2 separate regions of the Homo sapiens genome follow, and region 1 is linked to region 2. Evidence: read pairs that join two places in POLR2A ChIA-PET (ENCODE). Cell type or tissue: endothelial cell of umbilical vein. All regions are shown on one strand.

What was found. Peaks named below come from ENCODE experiments on the same cell type or tissue, not always from the same donor. Only the 100,000 strongest peaks of a DNase experiment are listed, where the experiment ranks them.
Region 1: POLR2A ChIA-PET joins it to region 2 with 10 read pairs; 2 of 35 experiments call an interaction of 5 or more read pairs at or near these places.

The regions. Positions count from the first base shown.
Region 1 is chr2:230,811,370-230,819,369 of GRCh38, reverse strand. CAB39 (calcium binding protein 39) reads right to left here. Exons shown (of 9, transcript NM_016289.4): 7 at 5,256-5,321; 8 at 1,473-1,616; 9 at 1-854. The coding sequence ends at 666. Among named protein-coding and RNA genes, the nearest start is that of ITM2C, 50 kb to the left of the region's middle. In endothelial cell of umbilical vein, a CTCF peak has its summit at 4,542 (motif pointing right); no DNase peak of the experiment used is centred here.
Region 2 is chr2:230,508,033-230,516,032 of GRCh38, reverse strand. It overlaps SP100 (SP100 nuclear antigen), which reads right to left. Exons shown (of 29, transcript NM_001080391.2): 24 at 4,867-4,908. It overlaps LOC101928816 (a long non-coding RNA gene), which reads left to right and starts at 2,728. Exons shown (of 4, transcript XR_427235.4): 1 at 2,728-2,955; 2 at 5,694-5,763. It also overlaps the pseudogene HMGB1P3. In endothelial cell of umbilical vein, no CTCF peak of the experiment used is centred here; no DNase peak of the experiment used is centred here.

The DNA of each region.
Region 1 (8,000 bases), 300 kb before region 2:
ATATCCAGGTTTACAAGTCTCAAGAAAATCAAATGTCAAAAAATTCTAGAAAGCTGTGAAAAGCATATATACATTTTCCTTATGATCTTATGAGGCTTCTTTACACTTTTAAGAAGTTGCTAAGTTTCAGTATCAATTTATTCGCATGTCAACTTTAGCTGCCCCCAAACTCCCATTTTGGATAGCTCCCCTCTGATTTCAGATAAAGCTCTGCGTCATCTTCCTTCAGCGAAGGTGCGCGACCTGAAGGTGCGCGATCTGACGCAGGGATGCCAGGTGTGCACTTGCCACACTGCACTCAGATCGCCAACAAAGATGGGTGCAAACACATAGGTCTAATCTGATATCAGTGCCCTCTTTCCTAAACCACACTCTCATCCATACATTTGCCTTCATGAACCCAGCCATGTTCAGAACTCCCGTAGCACAGTCTTTGAATTCTGAAATGACACAAAGATCAAGAGAAAGCCCACATGTGCCCTAGTGTGCAAGCAGCAGCAGCTACGATCTCCAACCTGGACTGAAAAACAAAAGGGTAAAATGAAAAACCGTTCACTTAACAGCAGATTAGCAGTAATGTTCCTCATGAATCAATAAGAGTGCCTGATGCTGAATAGCTAACAGCAAATGCTGAATTTGGATTTAACATAGATGTTTATTGGAGATTAAGCTTCTTGCTGAGCTGGTCTCTTCAAATCCCTGATCTGTTTAACTAAATAGGTCTTCTCGTCGTTAAACTGCTCATCCTCCGTCCTGTCGTTCTGAAACTTGCTGAGGAACTCTATGAGTTTGGCCTGGTTCTTGAGGAGGATGTCTAGGATGGGCTGCGTCTTGTTAGGATTGGCTACAAACACCTGCGTGGAGAGAAACGCACATGAGGCACAGAGAAAGGACAAAACGCAGCCACACCTGAGCTGCGGCCACAGTGCAGAAAAGCAGAGCTGTGCTCTCCTGGGATGGCGCTGAAGTCAGGGTCATTAGGTTTTGCTTTAGAAGGCGTTATTTTACAATTTGGAAAAAAAAATAATAATTACATGTTTTAACACAAATACGACTGATAAACTCATTCTGCCAGCCCTGCAACACAGTGTTTAGTATTAAATACAGACTTTGATTTTAGAATAAAATGGGCAGAAATTATTTCTCAGCACAAGAGGTCAGATGGGATTTTAAGAATGAAACCTCCACAGAAAGCATTAAGAAATGCTTTTGTTTTGCAGTTACTAATCTTCTAGGCCAAAGATAAATGACACTCTTCTATGAACAAACCTTCTCGTTCCCAGATCCAAACAGTAACCCGTTTCCAGGTCTACCTTTCTGTTTAAAAGTCATAGCACACAAATATGAAAAGTGACTGAATTTAATTAAGTCACCTGGATTACCAGAGTGAGGCTAATAATTTCCGTTATTTGCGAATGAAAGACGACGAACAATTCCAGTGGACAGTATCACTGATGCTTCTAGTACTCTACCTTAAAAACGTGAAAGGCCTCAAACTGGATGTTGCGACTTTTGTCTCGCAGCAGGTTCATCATTAATTTGAGGTTCTCAGGTTTACTGATGTATTTTGTCATAATTGTGAAGTTGTGTCTATCTAGTAGTAGTTCACCGAGAAGCTGAGAAGACATTTAAACAATTACCTTGTTATTAAAACTTAAAGAAAAATCAAAGTTTAAAAAAACAATTTATTTTATAATCATCAAGTATAGAGTATTAGTAGGCACTCAAAAGACCGAAGAACTGAACTGAATTACAACCTAAAAGCTACGAAGGGCCTTCTCTCTGCCACCTGAATGCCTTCCTCCCTTTCCCTGAGAGATGAAGTCTACGGGAGGCCTGACGCTTCTCTCTGCAGAGGATGTTCAAGATGCCCCCTTGGCCCCAGTGGGAGACTCTCAAAGCCTCCCCTTTAAGCGTGCATTTGTGTTAGCTCACTAAAAAGAAACTATTCAAGAAAATGGTCAAAAGTTATTGATTATTCCTGTTAACTAACCACAAACCTTAGCTTAATTTAAAACAACTATTTTTAAATTTTATTTAGCGGGACTTTCCAAGATAAAGGGTTTTGTGTCCAAAGTTTTCCATTTGTGTACCCTGCACATGCCACAGTTATCGTTTTATCACAGCTAATTCAGAAAGGTTTACACAAGTGAGTATTTTTCTGCTCCTTCTTAGGTCTCCTGAAGATAATCCAGTGTTTTCTTACTGACCCCTCACCATCACTAATTATACCAATTAATGCTAAAAAAACATCTGTTTACTTCAAGGGTTTACTAATTTCTGGAGAGTTGGTTATATCATATAAACTCATAACTTTTAAACTGTCACGGCTTACTCTTTCCTAAAACCAGCAGTCACTTCTTCAGGTTGTCAACATGCCAACAACCTGGCCAAGGCTGAGTGTGCAGAGCCGGCAGTGGGGCAGGTGCCAAGCTGCGGTCCTTGTGGGCGGTGGCAGAGCTGTGGAGAGCTTGGTCCCTGGTGCCAGCCTGCCTGGGTTCCAATCCTGGCTCCCTACTTCTTGTGAGCTCTGTAATCTTGAGCACGTTACTGAACTCCTCTGTGTCTCGGTTCCATCATCTGTATAATGGAACAGTGCCTCTCTCTCAGGAGAGTGCAGTGAGAAACGAGCATCAGTGTGCAAAGCACGTATCAGGCCTGTATCTGCAGAGATGTGAGTGAGTGAGGGCTAAGGGAAGAAAAGGCGCAAATAGCGGCTCTGTGGCTTTGCTTTAATTGCTTTTGTTGCTTCCTTTCTGGGTTTCTGGCTATGTTCTAGATACTTGAAGTTTCCAGGTAACTGATCTCTGGATAAGTAACTTGTCATCATATTAAATAAAAAATGAGCTGATGTACAAGAAAACAAATCTATTTTACTTAGGCTTTATAAGGAACTCATAGGAAAAACTGAAAGGAGTAGGCTTCATATCAATGTGAATCACAAAATCTATTCTTACGGTGAGAAGCAACCAGTATCTTACAAAGACTGAAAAGTTAGTATTATGTGATTTATAGCTTTCGTGTTCTTTTTCTATCACAGAAACCAAAGAAAATCTGAAGGAAGATGACTTCAAATATGTAATTCTTTTTTTATTTTTTGAGATAGTCTCACTCTGTCACAAAGGCTGGAGTGCAGTGGCACAATCTTGGCTCACTGCAACCTCCACCTCCCGAGCTCAAGTGATTCTCATGCCTCAGCCTCCCAAGTAGCTGGGACTACAGGCTTGTGCCACCACACCTGGCTAATTAATTTTTGGGGCTAGAGACAGGGTTTCACCATGTTGGCCAGGCTGGTCTTGAACTCCTGACCTCCATCCATCCACCCACCTTGGCCTCCCAAAGTGCTGGGATTACAGGCGTGAGCCACCATACTCAGCCCAAACATGTAATACTTTACTAAAAAACTTGGGAGTCTTGCATAGGGAATATAAATTTGCTGGCGACATAAATATGGGAATAAATAAATGCCAATGTGGCTACGAAAAAGAGAGTACAAATTAAAATCCATCTTTAAAGTACGGCTGGTGCTGAAGCCGCTCCATGTGTTCATGGGGCACTCACAGGCCCACCGCTAACATAAACTGCAGGAGCCAGCAACTTGCTTTATATCCATTCCTAAGGGCTTGGAAATGGTGGTCTCAGCCTTTCTTTTCATGTTGGTAATTCTGAATGGCAGAAGGGTCTTGAAGGCCTTTCTCCTTATCCAAACAGCCCAAGAATCCAACATTTGGTCAAAGTTTATGGATTTGCCAATAACCTCCACCCTGCACCCCCGGCCCCAGCTTCCTCCCACAATGGCCCTAGAAGCTACTAACCTAGGCTATCCTGTCTGGCCTTTGTGGCCTTAGAAGATACTGACTCCAGTGAACTGTGTGCATCTGTATAACTGCTGGCAAGAGTAGTATACCTCAGCCCTTTGAGGATCACAGAGCAGGAGAGGCCCCAGGAACCTCCACTCTCTCACACACTGATGTCCAGGGAGGAGAAACTCCTCCCACAGCTGCCAGGAAGTTCTGTCCAACCCCCCAAAGATGAAAGGACAGCAAATGATCCTCTAAGCCAGGGAAGGTGGGGCCCAAGCAACAGCAATGAATGGAAAGCAAGGGGCCTGGCTGGACTGTGCCTGTTCCCCAGCTGTGGCTGTCACGGATGCCCTGCTGCAGGAATTACAGCCTTACACGGAAAAAAGGCATATGCTGTTCTGAAAGAAAGTGCTGATTGAAAATGTGGACGGTGGAGTGTTCCTATCAAAGGACACAAAGTATTCCAGATGCTCCTAGTGTCCTTTAGTCTTTTCCACAGAAAGATAAGGTCTTCAAGGGAGATTTCCCCACGGTAGGAAGGGGATGAGTGGATGGAATCTTGGTCATTATCGGTCCAGACACCCATGAGGGGAAGAACTCTGGGCAGAGTCAAATTTTAAATGGACCTGGCAAAAAACTGAATGGAATTATGATTTTCCCCTCAAATCCTTTGTGATTTCATCTATATCTCCTGTTGGGACTGCTTACTGACAGAGTGGAGGGTATGCACTTCTTAACTGCTATAAGAACTTTCTACAGCAGGGGTCAGCAAACTATCAAGGGCCAAACAGTAAATATTTTAGACTTTGCAGAACATAGGGTCTCTGAGGCATCTACTTAATTCTGCTGCTGGAGCTCAAAACAGCCACAGACAATATGTAAATAAATGAGCACGTCTTTATTCCAGTAAAACTTTACTTACAAACACAGGCAGCTGGCTGGATTTAGCCCATGGGTTGTAGTTTGCCAACCCTTGTTCTACAGTTTAAATCTTAAATTTAACATTCTAACTTGCAAAGGATATCCTGCTTTGATACAAAGCAGCCAAGCCTGTCTACGGTCCACAGCCTCACACGCACATCGCCTCCCTCCACCCTCACACACCTGCCTGTGCCACCCAGGCCACAGCCCAGGAGCACAGCACCTGGAGTGCCTTCATCTAGCTGATATGACTATGGCTCAAAATCGCAAAGAATGCACTGCTAGGAGATGAAGTCTTCTTCAAACTCCCGTTCATTCCCTTTCTGTGTCTCCACCTTACTAGGAAGCAGGAAAGTGCTCCACATGGATCACTGTCCAACTCCATTCCTTTCCGCAAAAATCTTGACCCTCGGCAAAGGTATTTATTTCCCCCAAAGGTCTATGACCCATCCTGCACATCTCCCTTTCCCCAAATCCACATTTCAAACACAAGGTACAGAGAAATAAGCTATACAAAATGGTCTGTCATACCTTCAGTGACTGTCTTTTTGTCACATAATTTTCTGAATGAAGTAACTTCTCATATTCACTGAAAAACTAAAAGATAAGAGAACATAAATCAGGGTTATTGCCAAAAAAAAAAAAAAAAAAAAAAAAAAAAAAAAAAGACTGGTAGGTAACATTGTAAATTAGCTTAAGGACACATTTCTCACACCATGAAGGCCAACAGCTGCCCTGGCTCCCCTGCCACTCTCTTTCATGTCTTCCTCTGACATGTTTGCTCTGAGACTCTCAGGTGATCCCACCAATCCCTTCCATGAAGAGGGCTCCTGGGACTGAGCCCCTTCCCAGTTCCAGCCAGGCCTGCAGACAGAGCTTAAATCCAGGCCTCTCTGTCACCCCAAGCTCCCTATGCACAAAACCTAACTCCCATACCCCTCACACTTTTGCTTGTTGAGTCTGCTCTCATATCTTGATGTTAGATTGAAAAACTCGTATTTTATATAAACAAGAATTCAATTTGTTCAAAGCACAACCACAAAGAGAAAAGTTATCTGCTCTTTCAATGTATCAGGCAAAGAGAAAAAGTAATTCGGAATAGAAATTAAGAGAGGAGAAATTCAGCATTGTGTTAACCAGGCCGACAACGAAGGTGGGGCTTAGTCTCAGACCTGTCGGATGGGAGGGATTTCACTCAGAAATGGAGGGGAGAAAAGAGAATCTGGGCAGATAAAAAAGGAAGGACATAGTATGAATGAAGCCCCGGGGAGAACAAAATGCCACAAATTTAAGAACTGACAGGTCCACTAGACCTTCAAAACAGCGGTCACTGACAAGAGTGGCACTGCTGGATGGTGAAGGCTAGAAGCCCATTAAAGCAGAGTTACAAAACCGAAATGACAGGCACTTGGGGGCCAAGGCTATCCTTCAAAAACCTAGTAGACAAGGCCAGTTAGCCTTAAGATTTTATTTTTTGTCTGTCTGTTTAAACCACAGATAGGTTTAAAACATTCTGAAAGTCTGCAGCACTAGTATGACTGTTGGATCTTCGTGCTTTCCTGAGACTTTCCTTTGGTCATCGCGAGTGCCGGGGGATGCCTGCTTTGTCATCTGTCCATGAGAGAACTACTGGTGTCCATGCTTTATGATGGGTCCTCATTAGCCATTCATCTGTGGTCTAGAGCAAGGGATGGCAAACTATGGCCTGCTGCCTGTTTGTGAAAAGTTTTTCTGGAACACATCCCATGCTCGTTTGTTTACTGAACATGAATTCACTGAAAAGTTTATGTATTATTTACAGCTGCTTTCATAGAACAACAGACAGGAGAGTCAACAGAGACCACATGGCTTACAAAGCCTCAAAAATTTGCTTTCTGGCCTTCTTGGTTTAGAGCTAACACAGAATTATACATTATTTCTTCTGCCTGCCTCTTGGCAGAGGTGAGCTGGCCATCTATTTGGTATGTATTTGAGTTAGATTTCTCTCTTTTCAGAAAAAGCTGTTAAGTCTACCTTCTCAAATTATCATCAAACTGATGATCAAAACAACTGGACCTGCTTTTAATCAGTAACAAAATATATACATCTCAAGTTCTTATATATACAGAAAATGCAAGTTAAGATTTTCTGCTGCATCTTTGGATAAGCTTGGTTGCAAGAAACTTTTCATGGAGAACTGCCTGAAAAGTATGTATGTGGCCCCTGTTTCCTTCAGGTTATGTTAGATTTTTTCTTCTCTGTATTAGGACAGACAAAGAGTAAGTAACAAACCTAGATACCTGTCCTCCCACCCACTTCTGGGTTCCTCAAAGACTTGCTTTCAGGGAACTGCATCGGAGTTGAGCATTTTATTTACTGCAATGCCACGGCAATGACTGTCCACTACATGATACTGTAACTTGACTCTCCTTTAAGAACGCCAAGGAGAGAAACCGGTTTCAGGTCCCAGTGCTAGGAAAGGCTACGTTTCTTTTGAGCAGCCAGCATGAATTTTACTCTACAAATACTGTCATCTTTTAATTGTTTTATTTCTTTCTACGCTTTGGTTATTAGAAAGCTCAGAGCCAAACTGGATCAGAATTTAGAGCATGTTATTTTGGTGTAATAACCTCACCTGTGGCTTTAAATTACCCACATCCCCCACTGCTTCTCCCTCTATAAGATCTGACTGCTTTCTATAGATTTGTTGCCTCACATATGTTCTTCTAAAATCCTGTTAACTGATGTCATCTATTAACAACATGTAGGAAGCTATTTTACTGCAAGATTAAACAGATTTCACTGTAGCAAATGTCTTGGAAATCAGCTAGTCTGTGTCTTTGGTAGGCCTTAAATTACTAGTATGTTGAAAAATCTTTGTGGTGATGATAAATGAACTAACGTTTATTAAGTGCTTCCTGTGTTCCAGGCACTGTGCCATGCACGTCACATACACGTTCTTATCTAATCCTCATGATGATCCCAGTAGACAGGTACTATATGAAGAGCTTTCTTCAGGGTGGAAGATCCTGAAGGCACAGAGGGTGCATGAAGGCAGTTGCTGAAGTCCTACCAGCCCATGGTAGGGCTGAGACTTGCAGCCAGAATCCAGGCAGTCCAAGGCTCAAGTCCATGCTTCTATCTACTGTAAAAAGGCCCTGATGATGACAGAACTGCCATTTTAAAGCAATGAACATACAAGAAACGCACCCATATCCAAATACACATGAGCTGAAATAAAAATAAAGGACCAGCAATTTTTAAGCCATTTATGAGGCTACTTATGAAGGACTTGTG
Region 2 (8,000 bases):
TTTTTTTTTTTTGCAATTACAGAGTGGCATTCAGTTAACAGAACAACAAATGTTTTGTATAAGCTACATCAGAGACAACTGAAGGTGAAAAAACTACCATCCTCATATACAACTAATTTGTGCTGTGCACTAACAAGAACCTGCTTTAAATTTCCATGCCAATTTACAACCCCCATACTGTACCAGGCAAAGGTTAGTGGCTAAATACCACCAGGACAGGGCTATCTGAAGACACATTCGGTAGTGGTTAACTATACAAAAAAACACAGTGTACGGTTTAAAAACAAATCTTACACAGTCTTACGTTGAAGTTTTTTTCTTTAAAAGGAGTGAGTTGTGTACAGGCAGCTTAAATGCTTTATAGACAAGAAAAAAACTGCACTAGAAGCAACTTATTTATCATCATCTTCTTCATTTTCCTCCTCTTGTTCATCCTCTTCATCTTCTTCCTCTTCCTTCTTTTTCTTGCTTTTTTCAGCCTTGACAACTCTCTTTTTTGCTGAATTAGGCTTTCCTTTAGCTCGATATGCAGCAATATCCTTTTTGTATTTTTCCTTCAGCTTTGCAGCCTTCTTTTCATAAAACTGCTTGTCAGCTGCAGCGGTGTTATTCCACATCCCTGCCAGTTTCTTCACAACATCATCAATGGACAGGCCAGGATGTTCTCCTTTGATTTTTGGGCGATACTCAGAGCAGAACAGGAAAAAGGCCAAAGGAGGCCTCTTGGGTGCATTGGGATCCTTGAACTTCTTTTTTTTCTCCCCTTTAGGAGGGATATAGGTTTTCATTTCTCTTTCATAATGGGCCTTGTCCGCCTTTGCCATATCTTCAAATTTTCCTTTCTCTTTAGCAAAAATGGTCTTCCATGTCTCTGAGCACTTCTTTAAAAACTCTGAGAACTTGACTGAAGCATCTGGGTTCTTCTTCTTATGCTCCTCCTGACAAGTTTGCACAAAAAATGCATATGATAACATTTCACCTCTCAGCTTCTTAGGATCTGCTTTGTCCATGTTTAGTTATTTTTCCTCAGCAAGGTACAGAGTCGCCCAGGGCCTGTCCAGCTCTCACTTGCGCCAGCACTATCTCTATGGAGCTCAATGTACTGCAATCTCTTGTAGGTTTTTTGACCTCGTGTTAAGTAATGTCCCTTCCCAACAGGCCCAGAAACCTTGAGGTATTTGGGGGACTTCAAGAAAGGAGGAATTTACCCAATTCTTACAAGTAGTGCAGACACAATCTGATGATAAATCCTTGGCTTGGCTTTCTAGCCTGAAGAAGCTTTTGAAAGTCTAATCTAAAATGTCTAACGAAAAAGTTCCAGCAAAGCCAACTTAAAAGGAGTCTATATGGACAATCACTATTCCTGTTGCCTTTTATATAAATAATCAGGTCAAGTACAATAAGACTAAAACTTATATTGCAAATAAAATTGGCCTATGATTTTTCTTTGGCAGAAAAGGGAGATCGAAGAGAGAAAAATTATCTTTCAGAAGAAAATTATAGCATAGTTGTTATTAGATTCTAGCCCAGACCATTATTTTTGAGTTTCAAAAATTATTATTTGCTTGCAATTTGGACTTAATTATTTCCTGGCTATAATAAGTCTCTAAAGAAGAACCTGGATTTAATTTTCTTTCTTAGTTGGCTCCCTAATGGAACAGGTTTTTTTTCCCCCATTCTTGTACACAAATTCTCTTTTTGATTATAATTTTTGTGTGCATTATATTTCTGCTAGTCAATTATTAATGCTGTGAATCACTCATTGTTTTATTTCTTCCAAGAAAAGTAAAATTATGAAAGTCTGAAGACTAGCAACAGCAACTATAAATTGATGACTTGTTCATTTGGTTACTCTTAGGACTAATTTCTTTATTCTATTGTGTTTTCAAGTTGTTTGCTTGTATTCAACAAGCAACAGCAACTATAAATTGATGACTTGTTCATTTGGTTACTCTTAGGACTAATTTCTTTATTCTATTGTGTTTTCAAGTTGTTTGCTTGTATTCAACAAGCAACAGCAACTATAAATTGATGACTTGTTCATTTGGTTACTCTTAGGACTAATTTCTTTTTTCTATTGTGTTTTCAAGTTGTTATGATTATAATATTAGGTTGGTGCAAAAAAGTCATTGCAGTTTTCACCATTACTTCTGATGGCGAAAACCGCAACTACTTTTTTGCCTCAACCTAATAATAAACATAGTTTATTTTCTTGGCTATTAAGTCACTCATGATTTGCATTGTGCTTGCTTTCGATCCATGGCTAAGGCCAAAATACTGATTTCCCAGTGAGATGATTTATCATTCAGGAGAATAGCAGGTAGCTGTGTGTCATGACCTACCTCATCTTGTCAGCAAACTGGCCTGATTGCAATAACAAGGTTTTTTTCCCCCACCGAGGGACATGACCTCCTGGAATAAGCCTTCCCATTGACAAGGAATGAAGAACATCTATCCCCTTAACCTAGCAGATTGATCAGCAATACTTCCATGGGAAGATTTTTTTTTTTTTTTAATCAAAAAGGGAATGTGATAATCTACAGGTCACATTTGGCAGTTTAGTTTAAAAGTAAACAGGCTTTCCAATTAACCCACCTTGGGAAGGTCTTGTGATTCATGGTGAAATCTTGTCCCTGAATCTTATCATGAGTCTCTCAAATTGTTGACACAGTGATTAATGCATAACCCAGTGACCCTGAAAAGGACACTGATTTATTTCTGGATCTTAGAGTTTTACTGATTGTCTTGCATGGATACATTTGAGCCTGCATGTTGCGATCTGTATCCAATGATTGTAACTTCTGTATTGTATCCTTCAATGAGAAAGGACAGCTCTGGTGTGAGGAGTCCCTCTCCCTTCTCCTAAACTCTTCTACAAAACAGGGGTTTCCAACTTCCGGGATAAGGACCTGTACCAACTCATGGCCTGTTAGGAAATGGGCCACACAGCAGAAGGTTAGTGGTGGGCGAGTGAGTGAAACTTCATCTGTATTTACAGCAGCTCCCCATTGCTGGCATTGCTGCCTGAGCTCCACCTCCTGTCAGATCAGCAGCAGCATTAAATTCTCATAGGAGCACAAACCCTGTTGTAAATTCCACATGCGAGGGATCCAGGTTGCGTGCTTCTTTTGAGAATCTAATGCCTCATGATCTGTCTCTGTCTCCCATCACCCCTAGATGGGAACTTTTAGTTGCAGAAAAACAAGCTCAGGGCTCCCACTGATTCTACTTGATGGTGAGTTATATAATTATTTCATTATTTCAGTATCTATTACAATGTAATAATAATAGAAATAAAGTGCAGGATAAATTTAATGTGCTTGAAACATCCCAAAATCATCCTGCCCCCAACCCCATCCCGGTCTGTGGAAAAACTGTCTTCCACAAAATTGGTTCCTGGCACCAAAAAGTTTGGGGACCTCTGCTATAAGAGCACTTCAACTTGTGGCCAGTGCGGTGGCTCATGCCTGTAATCCCAGCACTTTGGGAGGCTGAGGCAGGTGGATCACGAGGTCAGGAGTTCAAGACCAGCCTGATCAGCATGACAAAACCCTGTCTCTACTAAAAATACAAAAATCAGCCAGGCATGGTGGCACACACCTGTAGTCCCAGCTACTTGGGAGGCTGAGGCAGGAGAATTGCCTGAATCCAGCAGGTAGAGGTTGCAGTGAGGCAAGATCGTGCCACTGGACTCCAGCCTGGGCAATGGAGCGAGACTCCGTCTCAAAAAAAAAAAAAAAAAAAAAAAAAAAAAAAGGCATTTCAATTTGTTAAAAACTCCCAATACTCCCAACTTTGTTGGTGTGTTTTATTGAGTCACTCCTCACATTTGGCTTTTAAGAAATCGTTATCAAATTATTTCTTCCTGGCCAGCACTGTGGCTCATGCCTGTAATCCTAGCACTTTGGGAGGCTGAGTTGGGAGGATCACTTCAGCTCAGGAGTTCAAGACAAGCCTGGGCAACATAGTGAGACCCTGGCTCTACAACAAATTAAAAAAATTAGCTGATGTGGTGGCATGCACCCGTAGTCCTGGCTATTTGGGAGGCTGAGGTGGGAGGATCACTTAAGCCCAGAAGGTTGAGGCTGCAGTGAGCTGTGATTGTGTCACTGCATTCTAGCCTGGGTGACACAGCAAGATCCTGTCTCAAAAAATTTATTTATTCCTAAACAGCCTTAATTTTGGTTGATAATGGAGCCTGTGGAATCAGGTTTGTACATCATTGAGCACCAGTCAAGAAGTGAGAATAAACATGCCTCATCAGTTGCCAAGTGGTGATGGTTTTTGTCCTAACCAGCTCAGCATACTGAGCCTAAACCTCCCTCAAGAGTGGCAATAGGGGCTTCATAAGAGACTCACTTTTCGTGTGTGTCTTCCTCTGCAGAACTAATGACAGAGTCCATACCTCGAACTCACCAGCTCGGCTCGGTCTGTTCCTTCTGGCTGACTGAGCTCTGTCTGCACCTTGGAGCAGATATTTGGGATTTTCCTTTCCATTCCCACCACCTACTTGAAAATGCTTTTATTTTCTGACATTTGATCCTTCTCCCTAATCGGCAGGCCAGCCCTGTCCATTACTACTTCAAGTTCTTGTCTCTGGAGGCCTCGGTGATCTAGAGCTCAGCCTCCTATACTCACTTTCTAAGGGAAATGAGGAAATTTGAAGATTTCTACTGAAACAAAAGGCTGCTTTTGCACTGAGACACCCAATCCCAGACCCAGGTACCTGGCTTGCATCTTCTAATCACACACAGCAACATACTCCAACTGAGACTGAGCATGCTTCGGGGAAAGGCAGTCATGACATAGTGTGCCTGGAGAAAGGCCTGACTTATTTTGGGGTCATAGTCGGAAATTTATACTTACACAAGGGTCAACTAAGGTATTGTTGTGAGATTCCAGTATTCTCTGTTGAAAAAAACAGAAAGATTGGTACAATATTGAGTGTGATTTTTCATTAACCCCACATTTGAACAGACTTCTTTATTTTTAAGGGATTCATGCCACAGCCCTTCTTTTGTTTCATGTCTGCTTTTATGGACCTGTACATCTAACTGAAGAATAAAAAAGCACTAAATTATGTGTCAGTGACAGTTTGGCCCAATGCAAGTGCCATTTCCTGGCTCTCACACCCAAGGCAGGCCTTCGTGAAACCATTCAGGGAGACTGAGCTGGAGCAACTCTATCGGTCCTCCTACTTCAAGGGGCCTGCAGGCATGTTTGTCTAAATTTGGAAGTGTCCAGGTGCAGTGGCTCATGCCTGTAATCCCAGCACTTTGGGAGGCCGAGGAGGGCAGATCACAAGGTCAAGAGATCAAGTCCATCCTGGCTAACGTGGTGAAACCCCGTCACTACTAAAAATACAAAAATTAGCTGAGTGTGGTGGCGCGCACCTGTAGTGGGCTGAGGGAGGAGAATCGCTTGAACCCGGGGGGTGGAGGTTGCAGTGAGCTGAGATTGCACCATTGCACTCTAGCCTGGTGACAGAGCTAGACTCTGTAAAAAAAAAAAAAAAAAAAAAAAAAAAAAAAAAAAAAAAAAAAAAAAAAAAAAAAAAAAGGAAGTGTCATTCCATCCAGAGAAGCTGCAAAGGGAATCGGCCGACTCTTCCTCCACAGCTCCCAGTGACCACAGGGCCCAGAGTCTTGGACACCATGCAGGTGTCCCAGGAATAACTCTAACCCTTTCTGCAGCTCTCCAGGAACACATCTTTGAAGACAAAATGCCTCCAAGATCCCCAGTACTGTAGCTCTTCTCCTGAAGGTAAGCACCTCTCCACTTTCTCCTGAATCTTGAGAGCTTGCTTTGACCTAGGGTATCTGTGGAATGAAACAATGACTGCTAAAGCTTTTACCTGTAGCTCAAGGCAGAGAGGCCTTAGACAAACCACTCAGTGGGATCCAAGGCATGATGATAGAAGAGGTGGCCATATTACCACCTGCCAGAAGCAATCTGGGCCTTTTGGCTAAGATAAAGTATAGCAGCTTAGTGGCCTAGAATCTCCCACTCCATCCCATGAGTTATTCACCCAGGTAAGACAATAAGGTTGACAGAATCCTTAAGGTTCATCCTTTTGGCCTCCTTTGTTTTGCATTATTTCATTGGCCAAGCCCATCACCTGGAGCTTTGTAGTGGCTCCACAGTTGTTTGTTTAATGGATACATAAGTGCATGAACAAGTGAACACAATTGTCACTTGGGAGAAGAGGTTTCTTAGCAGCCAGTAAACGATTAGCTTGGACTTTTATGACTTATTATCCTGGGGTATCTCAGCTATCACCAGCAGGTTTAACAAAAAACTTATAAGCAGGAAAGCTGGCAACAATAGCAGTTACCACGCGGTGCTGAGAGTGACACAAGCATTAGAAACCGAGGGGAGAGGAGGGAAGATAGACCCTCCGGGGAGATCCTCTGAGAACCGAGGCAATTTCACCTCTAGAGCTGTGGGCCCTCAGGGAATGGAGAGAGGGTGCCTGTGATGAAGGGATGGGAGATGGCCAGCTCAATTGATTAGCCCAGACTGCATCAGCCTTGACTGTCTGGCAGTGGGTAGACATGTTTGATTTTAATAATTATATCAAATAATGTCTTTCTCCAGAAAACCCAGTGGATACAGAGCCTAGTCACTGAATCTCTAGTCATAAAGCCAGTGGAGCAGGTAGCCCCAGGAGCCAGCTTTGTAAAGATTGTGACTTCCTGGTATGGCAGAAATATCCAAGGTCACCCATGTCAGAGCTTAGGAAAATGGAAGTTCTTCCATCTCCTTCCTTCACCAGGTTCTCTCTTATACCCAGCCTTGGAGAGGCCATGGAAGGCATCAGTGATCTCACCATTTTTCCATAGAATACATATAGTATGAAGACCACTGGTCTATGAACTCCACATACTACCTCCACAGAGGGAGAATTTCACCTTCACAGATAGAAGTGAGGTCTGTGCAGCCCTTTTACTGGGGCCAAAGGGCCTCTCCACAAAGGAAAAGATTTTCTAGGTCAGCAGCCTCACAGGGCACTCTGCCTCCCAGTCCAAAATTTTCACCTGAAGAACTCGCGTGTGTGTGTGTATGTGTGTGTGTGTGTGTGTGTATGTGTGTGTGTGTGTGTGTGTGTGTGTGTGGTGGAGGTAAAAGATAAAAGAAAAGGAGAGAATGTTTTTTGTTGTTTGCTTCCCTGGGTGACATATGCCTATATATACATTTTAGGGGGAATTCTCCATTAGGTCATGTGTAGTGACCATGGGATGTTTCTAGGGGAACTTTTGCTTCATATTTATTTCTAAAATATAGAATCCAGAAAAACCAGTGAAAAACAACCAGTGTTTATGTTGAGGTTGCAAAGGCACACTGTTTTGTGCATTTCAAACTCATGCTTATTTTTCCAATGCCAGCTCTATCTTTTATATTTAAAGAAAGTATGGCGCCAGGCATGGTGGCTCATGCCTGTAATCCCAGCCTTTTGGGAGGCTGAGGCGGGCAAATCACATGAGGTCAGGAGTTTGAGACAAGCCTGGCCAACGTGGTGAAACTCCATCTCTACTAAAAATACAAAAAAAATAGCCGGGCATCATGCCACACGCCTGTAGTCCCAGCTACTGGGGAGGCTGAGGCACAAGAATCGCTTGAACCAGGGAGGTGAAGGTTGCAGTGAGCCTAGATCACACCACTGCACTCCAGCTTGGGCGACAGAGTGAGACTCTTTCTCTTAAAAAAAAAAAAAAAAAAAAGTATGGCATTTAGCTCCTTTACTAAAAAACACATACAATTCAGTTCTGTCTTTTAATCTATTTCTGAGGATTGTTCCCACCTCTATCTCAAACGTTTTGATGTTCAAAGGAGCCCTGGACTTATACATTGAATAATGTTTGAAAGCAGCAACTGCAAAAGCATCATATTATAAAATCAAATTTTATGATGATGGGTCAATTTAAAGACTGTAAGTCCACAGAGATAGAAAATCAACAACATAATAGACGAGACATTGGCAGAAGATCACTTGATCATCA